Regions from separate parts of the Homo sapiens genome. Here region 2 is linked to region 1. Evidence: read pairs that join two places in POLR2A ChIA-PET (ENCODE). Cell type or tissue: MCF 10A. All regions are shown on one strand. Links, peaks and the distances in the headings refer to the core of each region. The heading gives the core; the rest is flanking DNA. Region 1 holds the start of LOC105378148. Region 2 has its middle 38 kb from the start of THBS2.

Region 1 (8,953 bases), core at 241-8,240:
CGCAATAATCCATTTTTTTAATCAAAAGAGCATGCCTTGTAAACTGAGAAAGGGGGGCTCCAGGTGAAACTGGGGGAGCTCAGCACTGCAGCCACATGCAGTGAACCCCGAGATTCCAGAACACCCAGAAATGTAGTTCTGTGGGTGCCATGCAAACGTTCACTGTGATAAAAACAACCTGCCGTTAGATCTGGCAGCAACTCCAGGCTGTGTGACCTCGGACACCGGCTCTGAAGCCGCGGAGCCGTGCAGGACGCCCAGTGCCTCCCAGTTCCTACCTTAGTGATATGAGCACTCAGGGAGCATAAATTTCAGAGGTTCCTTCTTAAGTCAGAAAGGAAATCACATCTGAAATTCAAAAACAGCAGTGCCTTAAGATTGTCTTAGCCTCCATGGAAAAGGTTAATGAGGAAATTAGTCAATTAAAATTTGTAGTAAAGAAAACCAAAAATGTATCTCTATTCTCTTTTAAACGGCTAAAATTCAAATGGATAGTAACCCATTGACCAGTTAAAGTTAGCCTTACTCTTGGAGATTCAATAAACTCAAGAAATCACCACTATGAGCTTTCTTTTTCAAATTTAACATGTGTTTCTTATCTAGGTAACCAGAGAAATATTTAAATGTTTTCAGAACTAGCTGCCTTACGGAAAATAAATGTGTACTTTGCCTTGTAGGACGTAGTTGATTCAGTAAGGAGGTAAGAGTTTGCAAGAACAAGTCCTGTTGTCAGCTACGAAGTGGCATCTGCCTCTTCCTGCCCCGGCCTTTCAAAAAGTTCCCTCTGGCCACGTTACACTCATTAAAACAGAATATAAAGATAACGCATGGAAATAAATGAAATACTGATAATGTTTAACTTACTGATAACGGGTATCTTACAATAATTACCATTTATGGTTCTCATAGTTTCCCTTCCAAGAGTTTCAGGAGATAACTGTGAGCTCTGTGTCACTTTCACAACAAGCTGTTTTTCCATCGTCAGCACCTGTGCCCTTCTGAGACCACGCACAAGGGTCAGACCTGGTGCTGGAGACAAAGTAGGCGGGACGGCCCTGGTGACTCTCTTCCTAACACACATGACAACGGAGTGTCGGCTCTGCAGGGAACATGACACACCCAAGGGTCCCCAGGCTTGTCTGAGCAGGAAGCAGAGTGAGCCTTCATGTCTCCAAGATACTGTCACAAAACTCTCCATCCTTGTTCCCAGGCATTGGCCTGACTTTCTTTTCTCATGTCGAGACCCCAGTACTCAATTTTAGTAATTATTTAGTCAGCACTGAGTATTGAATACTGATATTGGAATGGAAATTCTTGCCATTGGGTGAGAGGAAAGTGCCTGGGGCTGGTGGAGGCAGCCCCTCCAGTCGGGTGTGCCCAGGGTGGCTGGCTCTGCCCTCCCTGCTGCTTCGAGGCCTCCAGCCCAGGCAGAGTATCCCTCCTAGGAAAGCTTCTGGAACGCCCAGGAGCAGTCCCCAGGCCCGTAAACGTGTTCTGTTGTCAGCTACCAAGCGGCTTCTGCCTCTTCCTGCCCCTGCCTTGTGCAGCCACTGGCTTGGGCGACGGGCGATGACTCACTTCCCCCGGCAGGCATGCCTCGCCCGGGCACGGAGCTCGCTGGCACAGGGGCTGGCCCCGGGGTGCTTGCCTCTGTCCATGGGCCGAGCCAACAGCGAGCTTCGTGCAGAGGGGAGAATTGCTCACGTGGGGTCAGAGCTGAGCTCACTGCAGGGTCTGCGGGGCTCCCCGGATTCCTGGTGAACCAGCTTTCTCTCCAATGCAGGGTCTGCGGGGCTCCCCGGATTCCTGGTGAACCAGCTTTCTCTCCAATGCAGGGTCTGCGGGGCTCCCCGGATTCCTGGTGAACCAGCTTTCTCTCCAGTGCAGGGTCTGCGGGGCTCCCCGGATTCCTGGTGAACCAGCTTTCTCTCCAATGCAGGGTCTGTGGGGCTCCCCGGATTCCTGGTGAACCAGCTTTCTCTCCACTGCAGGGTCTTCACAGGAGCCCAGGAAAAGCTGGTGTCAGAGAAAGACCCCAGGCAATCAGAGCCACACCCTTCCCAGAGGTGCCAGGATCCTCCTACACCCAGGTTGTGCTAGGGCCAGTTCTCCTAACAAGAAGAGAAAGCCTCGGACCCCAAAGACAGCCTTTGTGCAGGACGGAACCACCCACCCAGGTCGGCCCATTGCAGAAGGAGGCAGCCAGAGCCCAGTGAGGAGGGGAGGCCACCAGGCCAGGGAGCAAGCGTCTCCCAGAGGTGTCGCTTTCCCTCAAGATCCAATTATCCATGACATTTCAGGAAGGTATATCCATCACCTAGGAGGTTCCTCTGGGCGACCACTGGCTACCTTCGGCCACAAACCTTTCTGGTTAAAAACATGAGGAAGTTTAAAAAATGCATGACACTTTTCAACTTTTAAAATTGCTAACTATGAAGTTCTAATGTTTGGAGACCTTTATGATGACCCAACTCCACCTAATGAATAGCGAATATGTTTTCTCCTCCCTATGACTTTTTTAATAACCTGTTCTTTACTGTAGCTTAGGTTATTTTGGAATGCAGTATATAATACATATAACAGCAACACGTGTCCATCGTTTATGTCGTCCCGAGGCTTCTGGTCAATAGTAGGCTATGAGTAGTTAATTTTCTTGGGGGTGCAAAGTTACATGAAGATTTTCAAATGTGTGGGGAGTCAGCACCCCAACTCTTGCATTGTTCATGGGTCAGCTGTGTATATTTTAGGCCCCATGAAACAAGGAGCTGTGTGACCAGGGCCCTGAGCAGCCTCCAGACTGGCCATACTGCCCGGCTCCATCTGTGCACCCTCTCCCTGGCCACACTCACCCGACTTAGATGTCCGTCTGAGCCTGCCACCTGTCACACCCACACCAAATTCTGGCATGTGTCCTGCCCAGATGACTTCACCTGCTGCAAAGCTCCTTCAGCGTCAGGTCTCTGCCTCCTTCTATGTCTCATCCTCTTCCCCACTGTTTCTTCTCCACTTCCCATGCAGGTGAGCCCCTAACAATGACCAAGACCCCCGTCCTTAACCCCACTGCTCTTGTCCAAGAGGGAATCACACTGTCTGGTTGATACGTTCTAGGCTGGAGTTCGCCTTAGTCTCCAACCACTTCAGGCCTTTCTCAGTCCAGCCCATTGTCTGTCTGCTCAGTGAACCTTCCTGTTAACTGCCTCTGTCGCTGCAGTTCCTACAAGATCCCGCCGGCCCCAGCTGGGAGGGCTGGACTGGGTGAGATATTTAGTCAGAGGCATCCTGGTAGTAGAGGAATCTGAGCAGTGTTTAAGGAAGAAACCCAAAGATCAAGCTTTTGTTCATATGTAGGCTTACTCTTAGCATGGCCACACCACCTCCCTTCCCAGGGCCTGTCCTGGTTCACGCCTGAGATGCTATGGAATTATGAACGGCCACTTGCCACTCTCAGAAGGATCCCAGTCCCCGCTCCCGATGATAAACTATAGAGTCACCCAACTTAAACACCACAATTTACACACACTGCAAACTCATCTATTTTCCCAGGGCTGTTAATACTGACATAAACTGGACTCACTCAGCCTTGGGGACACTGGAGGGTTTACACTCCCACAGAGGAAGAGCCTGTGGTGGACGCTGGAAGCCCTTCGATTACACAGAAAGAAGGAAGGTGCTTGCAAACACATATATTTTACTATTGACTTAGGTATCAGTTTGCATTGCTATAGAAGCTTACATCAGCTTCTATTAAAACTAGGTTCTGGGTTCCTGGTTCTGACTCATATGATTTTGGGAAGAGTGTTGGAACTCTGTGCCAGCCTGTTCCTAGGGAAAGGAGCCAGGACTAAGGAGCTGGGCAGAGATGGTGAACCGAATCGTGCCCTCATTGTTCAGAGAACAAAAGACTGAAGACTCCCAGAGGCATAAAACAGCTTCCATGTCTCACTCACGTGGTACAGCTGTAAGGGTGGGGCAGAAGGTTATATGCATATGGCTATTTTTTTTTTTTTTTGGAGACAGGGTCTTGCCCTGTTGCCCAGACTCCAGTGTAGTGGTGCAATCTCAGCTCACTGCAGCCTCAACCTTCTGGGCTCAAGCAATCCCCCTGCCTCAGCCTTCTGAGTAGGTGGGACCACAGGCATGCACCACCATGCCTGGCTAATTTTTTGTAGAGACAAGGTTTAGCTATGTTGCCCAGGCTGGTCTCGAACTCCTGGGCTCAACCAATCATCCCCCTCAGCCTCTCAAAGTGCTGGGATTACAGACATAAGCCTCTGCACGGGCCTCATAAGGTCATGTTTAGAAAAGATCATTGTTACCCACAATCTCAGGATCAGCCAAGTTGCATAACTCCACAGCTGCCATTCACATTTCATTCTTGGATTAGGTGGGTTCACTGTGCTAGATACCACAGGTCAAAAAAGATTGTCTGGGCAATGGTCTAGAAAGTGTGAAAGGAAATTAAATCTTGGGACCCCAAACTCATTAAGCCAAAGGGAAAAATTAAGCTGAGAACTGGGTGCTGCAAACCTGCCTCCTCTTTTTGGTTCCTAATTGATGAAAAGCTACATGCCTCTCCCATATTTTGCCCACAAGGAAATTCCTAGTATGCTCCAAGATCTTTAATCTAAGGTGTTTCTGTGACGATTTCACCACGGCAATGTAAATTGACAGCTTCTCTTTATAGCTGCACTCACCCCCGGCCCACCAGACATAAATGCATATCTGATTGTTCCCCTGCCCCATTTTGTCTGTGATCTTCTGTAAAATGCAGATTCCCTAGGTTTTTCCTCTGCTCCATCTGTCTACGTTGTCTTATGTTAAAAAAAAAAAAATGCAGATTCACTGAGCCAGACAAAGGCATGATTATTTTTCCCTATCCCACATCTTCCATGAAAATTGTGACTATCTCACCCTTTCCCCTTTAAATTTGGAGCCCTCAGAATCGTCTTTGGAGAAAGGCATAGATCTGTCTCCTGGGCGCGCATTCTTAACTTGGCAAATACACCTCCTAAAATGATTGAGACTTGTCTCGTCATGTTTCTTGATTGACAGAAGCTAACACAGAGAACATTTTTAGATGAGAAACCCAATAAATTTTAAGAAGTTTGCAGAGTGCATTGTAACACGTGCCCTTGGAATCAACCCTATGATCTTCTCTCGCTCTCTCTTTCTCTCAGTAAAGGAATACACGGTTCTTATTGTATATACATTATTGTAATAAAAACAAAGTCACACCTGCCTAAGGAACGAGGTGCCACATCCTCAGTCGGAGCCTCTGGGCAGGGCAGGAGGCAGGAGGTGCTCGAGGGAAGTCTCACCTGCCTCTGCCTGAATCCAGTTGCTTCAGAGGCTGAGCACACCGTGAGCCAACTTCCACTTCATTCGTCAGGAAACCTATTAAAATGTTCACCTGGGGGTGAAGGTTCCTTGTGGTTCATATTCATTTTTAATCCATTTGTTATTTTTGAGATGAAATTTCTCCTGGGTTGAGAAATGATTTCAGTTTAGGGGAAGTATTGGCTGTGTCACTGTTTTCCACTCATATTCTTATTAAGAAATATATTGGCTTTAAAATATTAAACTTTGACTGACTTTATTCTTTTGCTACTTTGGTCCTTGGAGACAGCCACAGAGCAAACTGTATTCTACTCTTTTGGATTCCCTTATTGTCACCATGTCAGGCTTACTTAGGCAGTAGATGCATGATGCGAGGTGTCCCCAGGTGGCAGGGCAGGGAGGTCCCTCAGAGACAACCCACTCCCTGACCCTGATCCCATTCCTGACACCCGGGCAGCGGCACCAGGCTGTGGCTGCAGCAGCACGATCTCACCAAGGGAGGATCTGTTTGTTTTCCAGGTCTGGACTTCATTCTTCGCTCAGCTGGTTGTTATTACGGCCTTTGCAGTAGCAGCGAGAGATTAACCACAGCCAAGTCTCTAAATTTTGACACAGATTCAACCCAAATTCAATCTTCCACGTTCATAAGGAGGTGAGAAGAATGGAAGGAGAAGATGCAATTTCCATATTGCTCATAATTTTATGACTTTATGCTATCATTTCGGGATAGGCAGCACTTTTTTAAAAGTCCACAGGGTAAAGCGTGCTTAATTAAAGTAATGTCAGTGAATCTTAGAGGTGACATTTGTTTTTCCTGTTCATTTTCATGATGCAAAAGAAATGAAAGGGAGTTGGTGCTTAGCAAGTTAACAAAGAATTACAGAAAGTAGAGCCCCCAGGGTGAAAATAACTGGAGGTTGTCTCAGACAGCTGTGTTAAAGCCAGTCCCAGGTCCAGTGTGGGAGTCACGACCGGGTCACTTCATACTTCAGGTTTAAAATATATGAGGCAGTGAAAAAGAAAGGCTGCACTTTTGTACCCACTGCAAGTCAGGAAGGCTTGGCAGTTTTCCAAAGGAACGTCGGGTAGTGGTTCCTGGAAACTGGAGTGACTTCTGCAAATGATGAACACTTAAATAACTGCTGGAAACATACAGGGAGGTGCAGGCTCCTTCTCAGAAGCTGCTGGTTATATCAATGTTTATGCCCCTTCCCTCTGCATGCTCTGTGTATCTATAACACTCAATAACATGAATGCACCACATCATATTTAACTGTTCCATTTTCTTAGCCACTGTAGGCTATGCCACTTTCTGTTGTCATAAGCAACTCTGTAATGATCAATACTGTATAAATGTTTGCCAACTTTACCATATGTCTCAAAAATAGCTTCCATTCCTGCCCTGGTAGCCGACTGTTTCATGAACCACCCTCTCACTGAAAATAGCTAAAATCGTGAGTGCAATTTGACAATTTTCTTTAAATGCATTGCTGAGCTAGCAAGTAAGTAAGAAGTCCTCGGTGGTAAAGAAATAGGGGGTACACAAGAATCTAGTGAGGCAAAAGGAACCTGAGACTGGGCTTGGCCTGGGGAACCTGATAAGCCCCAACCTCTTGTAACGGCCGCTCAGGTGAGGGGGTCTCTGAGGACAAGAGACCACTGCATAAGTTAGGAGCCTCAAGGACCACAATCTCCTCAAAGTGAGCCTCAGAACCCTGTAGGGAGCATTCATCAATGGCCTGACTTGCTGGTTGCTGAGTGGAGAAGAAAAAATCATCCCCCACAAAGAATCTATAATCATCAGCAAGCTCATCCACTGTGTATTGGGCCGGTCAGATCCTCTCGAGTCAGGAACTCATTTCCAGTGATATCAGGTTGTTGATCACTCTGTCCTTCTTGAGACACTTTTTGCTCATTTCCAGTGTGTAGGGGTGGGTTGCCCCTCCACACCTGTGGGTGTTTCTCATAAGGTGGAACGAGAGACTTAGGAAAGAAAAAGACACAGAGACAAAGTATAGAGAAAGAAATAAGGGGACCCGGGGAACCAGCGTTCGGCATATGGAGGACCCCACCAGCCTCTGAGTTCCCTTAGTATTTATTGATCATTCGTGGGTGTTTCTCGAAGAGGGGCATGTGTCAGGGTCACAAGACAATTGTGGGGAGAGGGTCAGCAGACAAACACGTGAACAAAGGTCTTTGCATCATAGACAAGATAAAGGATTAAGTGCTGTGCTTTTAGATATGCATACACATAAACATCTCAATGCTTTACAAAGCAGTATTGCTGCCCGCAGGTCCCACCTCCAGCCCTAAGGTGGTTTTTCCCTATCTCAGTAGATGGAACATACAATCGAGTTTTATACCGAGACATTCCATTGCCCAGGGACGGGCAGGAGACAGATGCCTTCCTCTTGTCTCAACTGCAAGAGGCATGCCTTCCTCTTATACTAATCCTCCTCAGCACAGACCCTTTACGGGTGTCGGGCTGGGGGACGGTCAGGTCTTTCCCTTCCCACGAGGCCATATTTCAGACTATCACATGGGGAGAAACCTTGGACAATACCTGGCTTTCCTAGGCAGAGGTCCCTGTGGCCTTCCGCAGTTTTTGTGTCCCTGGGTACTTGAGATTAGGGAGTGGTGATGACTCTCAAGGAGCATGCTGCCTTCAAGCATCTGTTTAACAAAGCACATCTTGCACTGCCCTTAATCCATTTAACCCTGAGTTTGACATAGCACATGTTTCAGAGAGCACGGGGTTGGGGGGTAAGGTCACAGAATCTCAAGGCAGAAGAATTTTTCTTAGTACATAACAAAATGGAGTCTCCCATGTCTACTTCTTTCTACACAGACACAGTGACAATCTGATCTCTCTTGCTTTTCCTCACACCAGTGATATCAGGTTGTTGATCACTCTGTCCTTCTTGAGACACTTTTTGCATATGTGCTCCATCAATTTCTGAGAGAAGAGTATTAAAATCTTTCTTTGATTATAAAATAGTCTATTTCTATTTTTTGTTCTGTCAGTTTTGCTTCGTGTTTTGAGGACTCTTTTATTAGGCACATGCACCTTTATAAATTATTCTAATTTCCTGATAAAGTGTCATTTACCATTATGCAAACTCCCTCTTTGTATCTGGTGATCCTCATTGTGTAGAAGTTTGTTTCATCTGATATTAATAGTTATTCCAATGATCTTCCTCTTACCATCTGCATGGCTCATCTTTTTGCATCCATTTATTATCAACCTATCTGTATATTCTTATTAAGGTTTATCTCTTGTTGGCAGCATATAGTTTGGTCTTGCTTTTTTACCCATCCTGATAATTTCTGCCCTTTGATTGGAGTGTGTATACCATTAATATTTAATTTAATTACTGATCAAGTTCAATTTACCTCTACCATTTTATCATTTGCTTCTGTTTTTCCTCCATGTTTGTTTTTGATTCTATATCTATCTTTTTTGATCTATGTATTAATACATATATGTATGTGTGTGTATATATATGTATATATACTTAGAGACAGATGTTAAAAAGACTCAATTTTTATAGTTTTTTAAAATTATACTTTAAGTTCTGGGCTACATGTGCAGAACGTGCAGATTTGTTACATAGGT
Region 2 (8,953 bases), core at 409-8,408, 51 kb before region 1:
CCGTGGGGGCAAGTGTTCCCTCCAGAGTCTCCGTGGGGGCAAGTGCTCCCTCCAGAGTCTCCGTGGGGGCAAGTGCTCCCTCCAGAGGCTCCATGGGGGGCAAGTGCTCCCTCCAGAGGCTCCAAGGGGGAAGTGCTCCCTCCAGAGGCTCCATGGGGACAAGTGCTCCCTCCAGAGTCTCCGTGGGGGTAAGTGATTCCTTCAGAGGCTCCCTGGGGACAAACGCTCCCTCCAGAGACTCCATGGAAGGAAGGGCTACCTCCAGAGTCTCCATGCGGGCAAGTGCTCCCTCCTGAGGCTCCGTAGGGGCTTCGGAGGCCCTCTGGGGACAAATGCTCCCTCCAGAGACTCCATGGAAGCAAGTCCTCCCTCCAGGGGCTCCATGGAGGCATCTGCTTCCTCACCCCTTCCCACTTCTCAGGCTCCTTGGCTCATAGCCCCTTTCTCCACCCCCAGTCCAGCAGGGTAGCATTGAGTCTCAGTGGGGACCGCTCCCCACCCTGTGCTGTCAATATCCTTCCACCTGCCTCTCATAAAGACACGCGTGGCTGCTTTTAGCCCCCACGTGTGTTAGCCCCCATGTGTGTAACCCAGGAGAATTCCCCATCTCAAGATCCTTAATCACAAAAGTCTCTTTTGCCACGTAGAGTAACAGACACAGGTTCCAGGGATTAGGACCTAGGTATCTTGGGGACTGTTATTCAGCCTACTAAGTCCACTAGAATTATTTGGGGACTGAGGAAGAAGAAGCCGGGAATGCTAGAGCTCCAGGGGCTTTTGCTGCAGAGAGGAAGCTGGAGTCTGGGGACGAAGGCCGGGCAGAACTGGAGAGACGAGGTGGGGACAGGAAAGACCCCTGGCCCTGACCCTGTCCTCAGCCACCCTCCCTCCTGTGCAGGGAGAGCTTGCGTCCCTCTGGAGTAGGAGGCTGTGTGGAGAAGCCTCTGATGAGTGAGGAACAGGATGTGCCAAGAGAAACCTCCCCTGAGTCACTGCTCTCCTCGGCACAGGGCCGGTCCTACCCACTTGCCACGTCTTTTCCAGAAAGTCAAGGGATAAAGATTAATATTTCACGATGCCTTTGAAGCAGCCAGAATTCCACACAGCGCCCCTGCCTGCCTAGGCCTTCTTCTGACTCTTCAAAGTGGAGCGGACACGAGTCCCAGGCCCCCTGGAGGCAGTGGCCTGGAGGTCTTGCTCTCCCTTTCATCTCCATCCAGGACGGGGACAGCAGCTGCCCCTTGACCCCCTCGGCCCTCCTGTTCCTGGTCACTGCTGGGTGAGCCTCTGCTTCCAAGCAATTGGGGACCCGGAGCTTGTCACCAGTTTGAGTACAGGGATGTGAGTACCGTGGAATCTATCCACAAGCCAGAGCCAAGCTCAGTGGGAACAAATGGCTGGAGTGCTTCAAAGACAGAACATTTTCTATCATTTTCCTCTCGTGGGGCGTCACCCAACCACACTGCGCTATTGCATTTGGGGCAGATGCAAAGGTGGCCCTCAGCTGCAATGTTTAACCTCATGCGAGGCAAAGAGGTAAATCTCTCTTCCTTCATAAAAGAACACAGAAAGCAAGTCAGCGCACTCTCCAATTGAACAGACTTTGAGGACGAGACTCATCTACAGTGTCTTATTTTCTCATTGCTCTGTGTGGTCTACGTTCTGAGGAAAGGAGAGTGAGGTCATGTTATAACCATTTGCAGTTCCATCTTTCCAGAAAAAAGGAAAAGTTATTTCCTGCTGAGTGTCTAGAGTCCTCAGCCCCAGGAGGGGAATCTGATGGAAAATTTGACACAATAAATAATTAATCTTATGACGTACAACAAAAATTCTAATTCCAGATTATCCCTGAAACCCAATGTTATTGAAAGTGTCCCTGGCGTCATCAGCATGTACGTGATCCGGGACTCTAGGCATTGGTTTGCCTGCGATTTCTCCACCTTACACATAGAGCACAGCCCAAGCATGTGCCTCCCGCGGTTCTAGGGGCTGAGCACACCCTGGACTGAGATGGACAAAGCCGTTCTCTTCCGCTGTTTAGGGCTGAGTCATTGAGCAAGTGATTACACGTGGAGTAAACGCTGGGGGTAAGCAGGTGCGAAGGGACACGAATCCAGAATGCATAAAACCAGTTACAACAGCACATGCCATTTCATTCTGATCCACAGGTGTTCTGATATACCCATGACTCAAGGCTCTGCAGAGATAAAGCGAGAACAGAGCTGTTATTCATTACATATTTGATTTAAAAGACTCTTTAACACAGTTCCAACATGTTTATCTTCCAAAGGAAGAGAAATCTTGGACGGCATAAGTAGCCCGTGGTTGAATTCCCTCCGGCATCCCAGGCTCTGCTGTACAAAGTATCATATTCCTGGCTAGCCCACCTCCTGTCCAAACCGCCTCCACCAACCAGCTCTCCTCATTCCTTCTGGTCAGGCCCTTGGGCTTGCGTTTTCCAAGCCACAGATTTCTGTATGAGTTATTTCCTTCCCTAAACCAAGCAGAGCTTGCACCATTACTGGGTTCTGCCACATCATCCTGATAGAAAATAACTCCTTGAAAACAACCCCCAGCCTTCTCTGATGCCCAGGAGACTAATGGGTACTCGGCTTAACACTTGGATGACAAAATAACCTGCACAACAAACCCCCATGGCACAAGTGTACCGATAGAACAAACCTGCACGTGTGCCCCTCAACTTAAAAAAACAAAAGTTAAATTTAAAAAAAGTCTTGTGAGGGCCGGGAGTTGTTTCATAGCATTATTGTCTATCGGCATGTCGCAGGGAAGAGCGGGAAGGATGGGAACTGGAGGAACTTGCCGAAGGCCACACAGCTCGTGTGGGATTTTCATCCCAGCCCTCCATGATCTGGGTTGCTTTCAAGTTCGTTTCAGTGAATTTATGTAAATCATCTGTTTCTCTTCCCTACCACACAACTACCAGAATATACATATCATTCAAAAACAGGTTTCATTGAGCATAGATCTGGTCTATTTGGTTCTTTAAACCTCGAGTGGCTGTTCATTGGCCAACAGATGAACAAGAGCTTTCTTAGAAGAACGCTTAAGAATCTTTACAACCTGCCACCACCAACTTGAGTGCCTGTGTCCTCGGCGCATGAATTGACTTGCTGAGCTGCAACCTCTCTGGTCTTTCTTCTGTGCTGTGCGGCTCCCTCCCCCTTGAGCCTCTTCCCCACTCCCAGGCCCACTCATCTGGTTTCCACTGTCTTGGCCTTCAAGACTCAGCTTACTGCAAATTCCTCTAGGAAGCGCCTCCCTGTTCCGAAAGATGGGTACAAGTGCCTGTCTTCATCCCTCTGGCTGCTATCACAAAATACCATAGATTGGGTGGCTCCTAAACAACAAAAATGTGTTCCTCACAGTTCTGGAAGCTGGCTGGGAATTTCAAGATCAAGGTGCCAGTAGACTCGGCGTCTGGGCGGCTTCCTTGTTCATAGATGGTAACCTCTGTGTGCATCCTCGCATGGCAGAAAGGGCAGAGGAGCTCTCTGGGACTCTTATAAATGCACTGATCCCGTTCATTGGGTTCCATCATCATGACGTCATCACCTCCTGAACGTCCCACCTCCTAATGCCATCCCCCTGGAAAGAGGGGCTTCCAACACCTGGATTTCATGGGAATACAGACATTCAAGCCACTGAGTGCCCCTTCTCTGCACTTCACAATACCCTACGTTCTCCAAACCTCGGCACCTGCTATGATACATCAAGCTGCTTCCTTCCTTGTCTGATATAGGGACTGGGCCATCAGTCTATTCATTTCCTAATTGCTGCCCTGCTTACCCGTTCATCTTCAATGTCTTGTTTACGTTTAATTTTCTAAACTTACCTCCTCATTATCTAACAAACGTCCACCCCTCTTTCCAACCCCGCATGCTGCCCTTCTATTACGAAGATGATCACATCACGATACCCTCTTGCTCCCACTTTGGGAAGAACTTCTGGTTCTTTGCTAACATGCATGTCACTCCTGGCCAGGCTCTGCACTGGTCCTTCAGCGTCATGGCTCAGCTATGGGCCCACATTCCTCTCAGACTGTGGCCACCTTGCATTTTCATAAAACCAGGGCTGGTGACTTCTGACCCTGGCAGGAATTGTGTCCCAGGAATTATTAACCCTGCCCTGTGCTAGGGCACTCCCTGAAGGCGGGCCCAGTGAGAATCATGCGGAATAGTTTATTCAGACTGTGGGGGGCAAAGGTTTAGCTGAGGGCATCTAAGAATATGATTTAAAAAGTGCTGAAAATGTTTAATCAACATGAGAACATGACCACTGTCCCTTCAGTACTGACTCGCCCTCATCCTCTCGTCTTCTGAGCCCACACTTTGTCTTCTGGATTTACCACTGACCTTGTGTGAGGCCGGGACAGCAGAAGCCATGGCTCCCAGGGCCTCTGACACCCCTGTCACTGGCAGGGGCGCCTCCCCCGTGTTTAGGTTTTATTGTGGAAGTGCAAAGCCCGCTCTGACTGCTTACCTTTGTGTCATTTTATCCTATGACACTCATTTTATCCCATGTGGTCGGTCTCATTGCTGTGCTTGGAGTGGGGACAAGGCATTTAAAGCAGGAATTCATTGCATGATGGTGATGAAAAGTCTTCTTTCCTTTTCATAGCCTTTCACTTCCTCATTTAAACCGTTTATCCCCTGCAAAGCTAAAAATCAGTAACACGCTTCTCAGTACACTCCAGCTTCAGTGATCACCCTGTGCTGTGAAAACATTGTGTATCAGAGGGATTGCACCCCATGAGCTCATTCATATTTACACAACATTTTTAGATTTAGATGCCATCCTCAGGAGCAAGGTATTTGCCCCAGAGATTGCGTCTGGGAGCGCGGGCCCTGCAGAAGCATGGAGAGCGGAGGCCTTTGTACCAGGACATCTCACAGGCCCACTCTGCCTCAGTGGTGTTGACCCAGAGCTCACCCCCAGCCCCCGGCACCCTGCAGCAAGAGGCCATCCTGGTTGTGCAATCAGCCTTGTGGAAGCGATCTCCTCACTCAGGAAATATGATCCAATCTCCCTCTGCTAGGTGACTCATCTCCAGGCTTTCATCTTCTTGACAGGCAGGGTTTTGTCTGTAGCTGCCTCAAAATATTCTTTCCATTTCATCATAGTTTAATATTTTATAGACTTGTGTTCTTCAACAAGTAATTAAAACCATCCTTAGCCTCTCAGGATACAAGTCCATTGAGAAAAGTCTGATAAGATGCTTCCGGATATTACACACGGCCATTGTATGTGCTCAAACATTTTACGTTACTCATCTGACATCTAAGTTTGACATTTAAACTTTAAAAGGGGGGCTTTATTACCAAACAACTACTAAAAATGATTAAAACCTTCAAAGGAGTTACCAATAAGAACATTGTATAAATATGACTAAATCAGATGATTTTATTCCTTTATTGCAGGATAATAATTAGAATTAGGTGGATTGAAGTCAAAATCCCAGAACAAAACATATTCTTTGCTCTCATGAATTTCTTACAGTTTAAATAATTTTTGCACTGATGTCAACACCATTTCTAAGGTGAAGTTTCCTTACATGAAAACAAAACAGAAGAGTTCCACGATTTCAAACATTCTACAAAAATTTCCTCAGTACAGATATATTTCATAATCACCCAGATATACTCCAATGTGTGAATGATTCTTAAGTCAAAGAAATAGCATCAGCTCAAGCTCTAATTCCCTTTTCTCATCTTTTGAACTCTCAATGCTACTCTCCATGGTGGCTGTTTAAATCTGTATCTTTCCTAAAAATAACTCAAAGAATCCACGTGTAAGAAATGGACTTTGTGTATATATATGTATATTTGTATATATATATATGTGTGTGTATATATATATTTGAGATGGACTCTCACTCTTGTCACTCAGGCTGGAGTGCAATGGCATGATCTCGGCTCACTGCAACTTCTGCCTCCTGGGTTCAAGTGATTCTCCTGCCTCAGCCTCCCAAATAGCTGGGATTACAGGTGACACCACCATGCCCGGCTAATTTTTTTGTGTTTTTCATAGAGACGGGGTTTCACCATGTTGGCCAGGCTGGTTTTGAACTCCTGACTTCAAGTGATCACCCGCCTCAGTCTCCCAAAGTGCTGGGATTACAGGCATAAGCCACTGCACCCTGCTCTGGACTTGATAGTTTTAATGGAATATGTCGAGGTATAATTGACCTACTGTGTAATGCATATATTTTATGTGTATAGTCAATGAGTTTTGACAAATGATATGCAGAATTATCACCACCACCATCAAGATACAGAGCATTTCATCACCCAGACATGCTCACGTGCCCCACTGCCAAACTCCCTGACAGACTTGGCCCCAAGAAAATACTGATTTGCCATTGATCACTATACATTCATTTTTCCTTTGCTAGATTTTCTTATAAATTGAATTATACAATATTTGACCTTTTGTTTGGTTTTAACTTTAAAACCTTTATTGGTGTATGATGAAAATAAAATAATCAGCATATATTTATATTGTACAATTTGATTAATGTTGGCATATGTGTATCTATGAAACTATCAACACAACCAAAATAATGAATGTAGCCATCATCCCCAGAAAGATTCCTCCTGCCTTTGTGTCTGTGGCCCTTCTCCCTGGCACCTCCCTGCCTCCCTTAAGCCTTCGGAAGTCACTAGTCCACTTTCTGTCACTGTGGCTTGCTTGAATTCTCTGCAGTTTTATGTGAGTGGAATCATACCATGTGCGCTCTTTCCTGTCTGCCTTCTTTCCTCCAGCATGCAACTATTTTGAGATTCATTCATGCTGTTGAAGGTTTCAGTTGTCTGTATTATTTTATTGCCAAACAGTATTTCATTCTACGGATATTCCAAAATCTGTTTACCCATTCACCTTTTGATAAAATTTTTAGCTGTTTCCAGTTTTTGACTCTCACAAATATAGCTGCTATGAATGTTTACACCCAAATCTTTATTAAGGCAAACCTTACATTTCTCCTGGGTAAGCACTAAGGGTCAGAAAAACCAGACAATCTGGGGAGTGGCTGTTTAGCTTTTGACAGAACTGCCAAACTGTTTTCCAAATTGATGGTATCATTTCACGTTTCCGATAGCAGTGTGTGGGAGTTCTAGTGACTGACTACACGTTCTCAGCAACACTTCGGCCAGTCTCTCCAGTTATAACCATTCTCACAGGTGTGTGGTGTCTTTCTGCATGGTTTTAATTGGCATATCTCTGATCTTTAATAATGTAGAGCACTTCTTAATGCACTTTTAAATGCAGTGAGCTTGAATATACGACAACAAAAACTTCCAAACTAAAATGAAAATAGGAAAACAAATGAAAACTGGAACAGAATATCAAAGGACTTGGGAATAAATTTAAAAGATTTTATACGCATATCATTAGACTACTAGAAGGAAAAGGAGAAACTGGAGAAGAAATATTTGAAATAATAATTACCAAGGATTTTTCAAATTTAATGACAGACATTAAACCACAGATCCAGAAAGCTCAGAGGACACCAAGGATAAATATTATAATAATAACAATTAATTATAATAAGGTGAATACATAAGCATATCATACCTAAGCTACAGGAAATCAAAGACAAAAAAATGTCTTGAAAGGCATCAGAATCAAGAGACAGCTGATCTGCATGGGAACAAGAATAAGACTTACAACAGAATTCGCTTTGAAACTATGCAAGCAAGACAGTGGAATGAAATATTTAAACCATTGACATAAAAAATATATAGTAAAAAGTATACTACAAAAGTAAAGGGGAAATAATTAATTTCCTAGACAAACAAAATCTAAAGGATCCATCACCAGCAGATCTGTGCAAGAAATGTAAGAAGTTTTTAAAGAAGAAGAAAATTGATACAGATCAGAAATTGAATCCACCTAAAGAAAGGAAAAGCAATAGATAAGGAATAAATGAAGGTAAAATAAAATCCTTTATTTTTCTTTGTTTTAACTAATCAAAAATATAACAATATCTTTTAAAAAATAATAGTAGCAATATATCAGGTATCGATAGCATACAGATAAATGAAGTGAACAAGAATGTTATAAAGGGCAGAAGGAAGGTATTAGGAATATTTTATTGTAAGTTAACTACACTATCTATTAAGTCATACAGTGGTATTTGAAGGTGGACTTATATTAGTCAGAAATACACATTGCAAACCCCGAGACAACAACTAATATTTTTAAGAGAAGCATAATTAATATACTAAAGAAAGGTAATACGATGAAAAAGTTTAGTCCTATATCTGGAAATCTTTACTAAATTTAAATTTGTGTATTAAAGTAATAATGACCTGTTTACCCAAACATTATAGATGTTTAAATATTTCCTTAATGCATGTAAATTGAGATACAAAGCTTTTTCACAATATACATGTATAGCAGTTTGCTTTAATTTTTTGAAGTAGGGTTTAATGAGTATTTTTAGAATCATGCTTACATCAGTCCCATATAAACAGAAATTGCTGGGTCTACTAAATCCACAGTAAACCTGATTGAGGCTGCCCATGCATGCTTCGACAGGAATCCAGTACACAAACAGATTTCATCAGCATGTTCAGTGGAACTAAGGTCTTCTTAGAACTGTGCTTCTGAAAGGCTAAATGCACTGTTAGTTGTTTAGGCCAAAGTTGCACAGGTCTGTTCAAAGACTTCCTTCTTTGCCTGTAGTCCATACTTAGGGGCCTCCTGTAGGTTCTCCACATAGTGCTTACCTTTTCATTTTGCAAAAACCACTTTTAGCATATTTGAACTATTTCTCTGTACTAACAAAGTCCTCTGGTGCTAGGCAGTTGCTGCCCTGGGAAGCTCCTGAAAAGTATGAGGTCAATGGCCAGAACAGTTTGGGGGGCAGTTTGGATGGTGTTTCTTGCAACCCCTGTGCCTTGAGGCATTCTTGTTGGTGTATTTGCTG

What was found. Peaks named below come from ENCODE experiments on the same cell type or tissue, not always from the same donor. Only the 100,000 strongest peaks of a DNase experiment are listed, where the experiment ranks them.
Region 2: POLR2A ChIA-PET joins it to region 1 with 11 read pairs; 3 of 35 experiments call an interaction of 5 or more read pairs at or near these places.

The regions. Positions count from the first base shown.
Region 1 is chr6:169,339,024-169,347,976 of GRCh38, forward strand. It overlaps LOC105378148, which reads right to left and starts at 5,490. Exons shown (of 4, transcript XM_017011621.2): 1 at 5,236-5,490; 2 at 892-2,016. The coding sequence starts at 1,198. In MCF 10A, for the core only: no CTCF peak of the experiment used is centred there; DNase peaks (open chromatin) are centred at 1,578, 3,858, 5,018, 5,318 and 1 weaker place.
Region 2 is chr6:169,287,776-169,296,728 of GRCh38, forward strand. It overlaps the pseudogene VTA1P1. Among named protein-coding and RNA genes, the nearest start is that of THBS2, 38 kb to the left of the region's middle. RefSeq lists a silencer at 4,915-5,115. In MCF 10A, for the core only: no CTCF peak of the experiment used is centred there; DNase peaks (open chromatin) are centred at 976 and 5,036.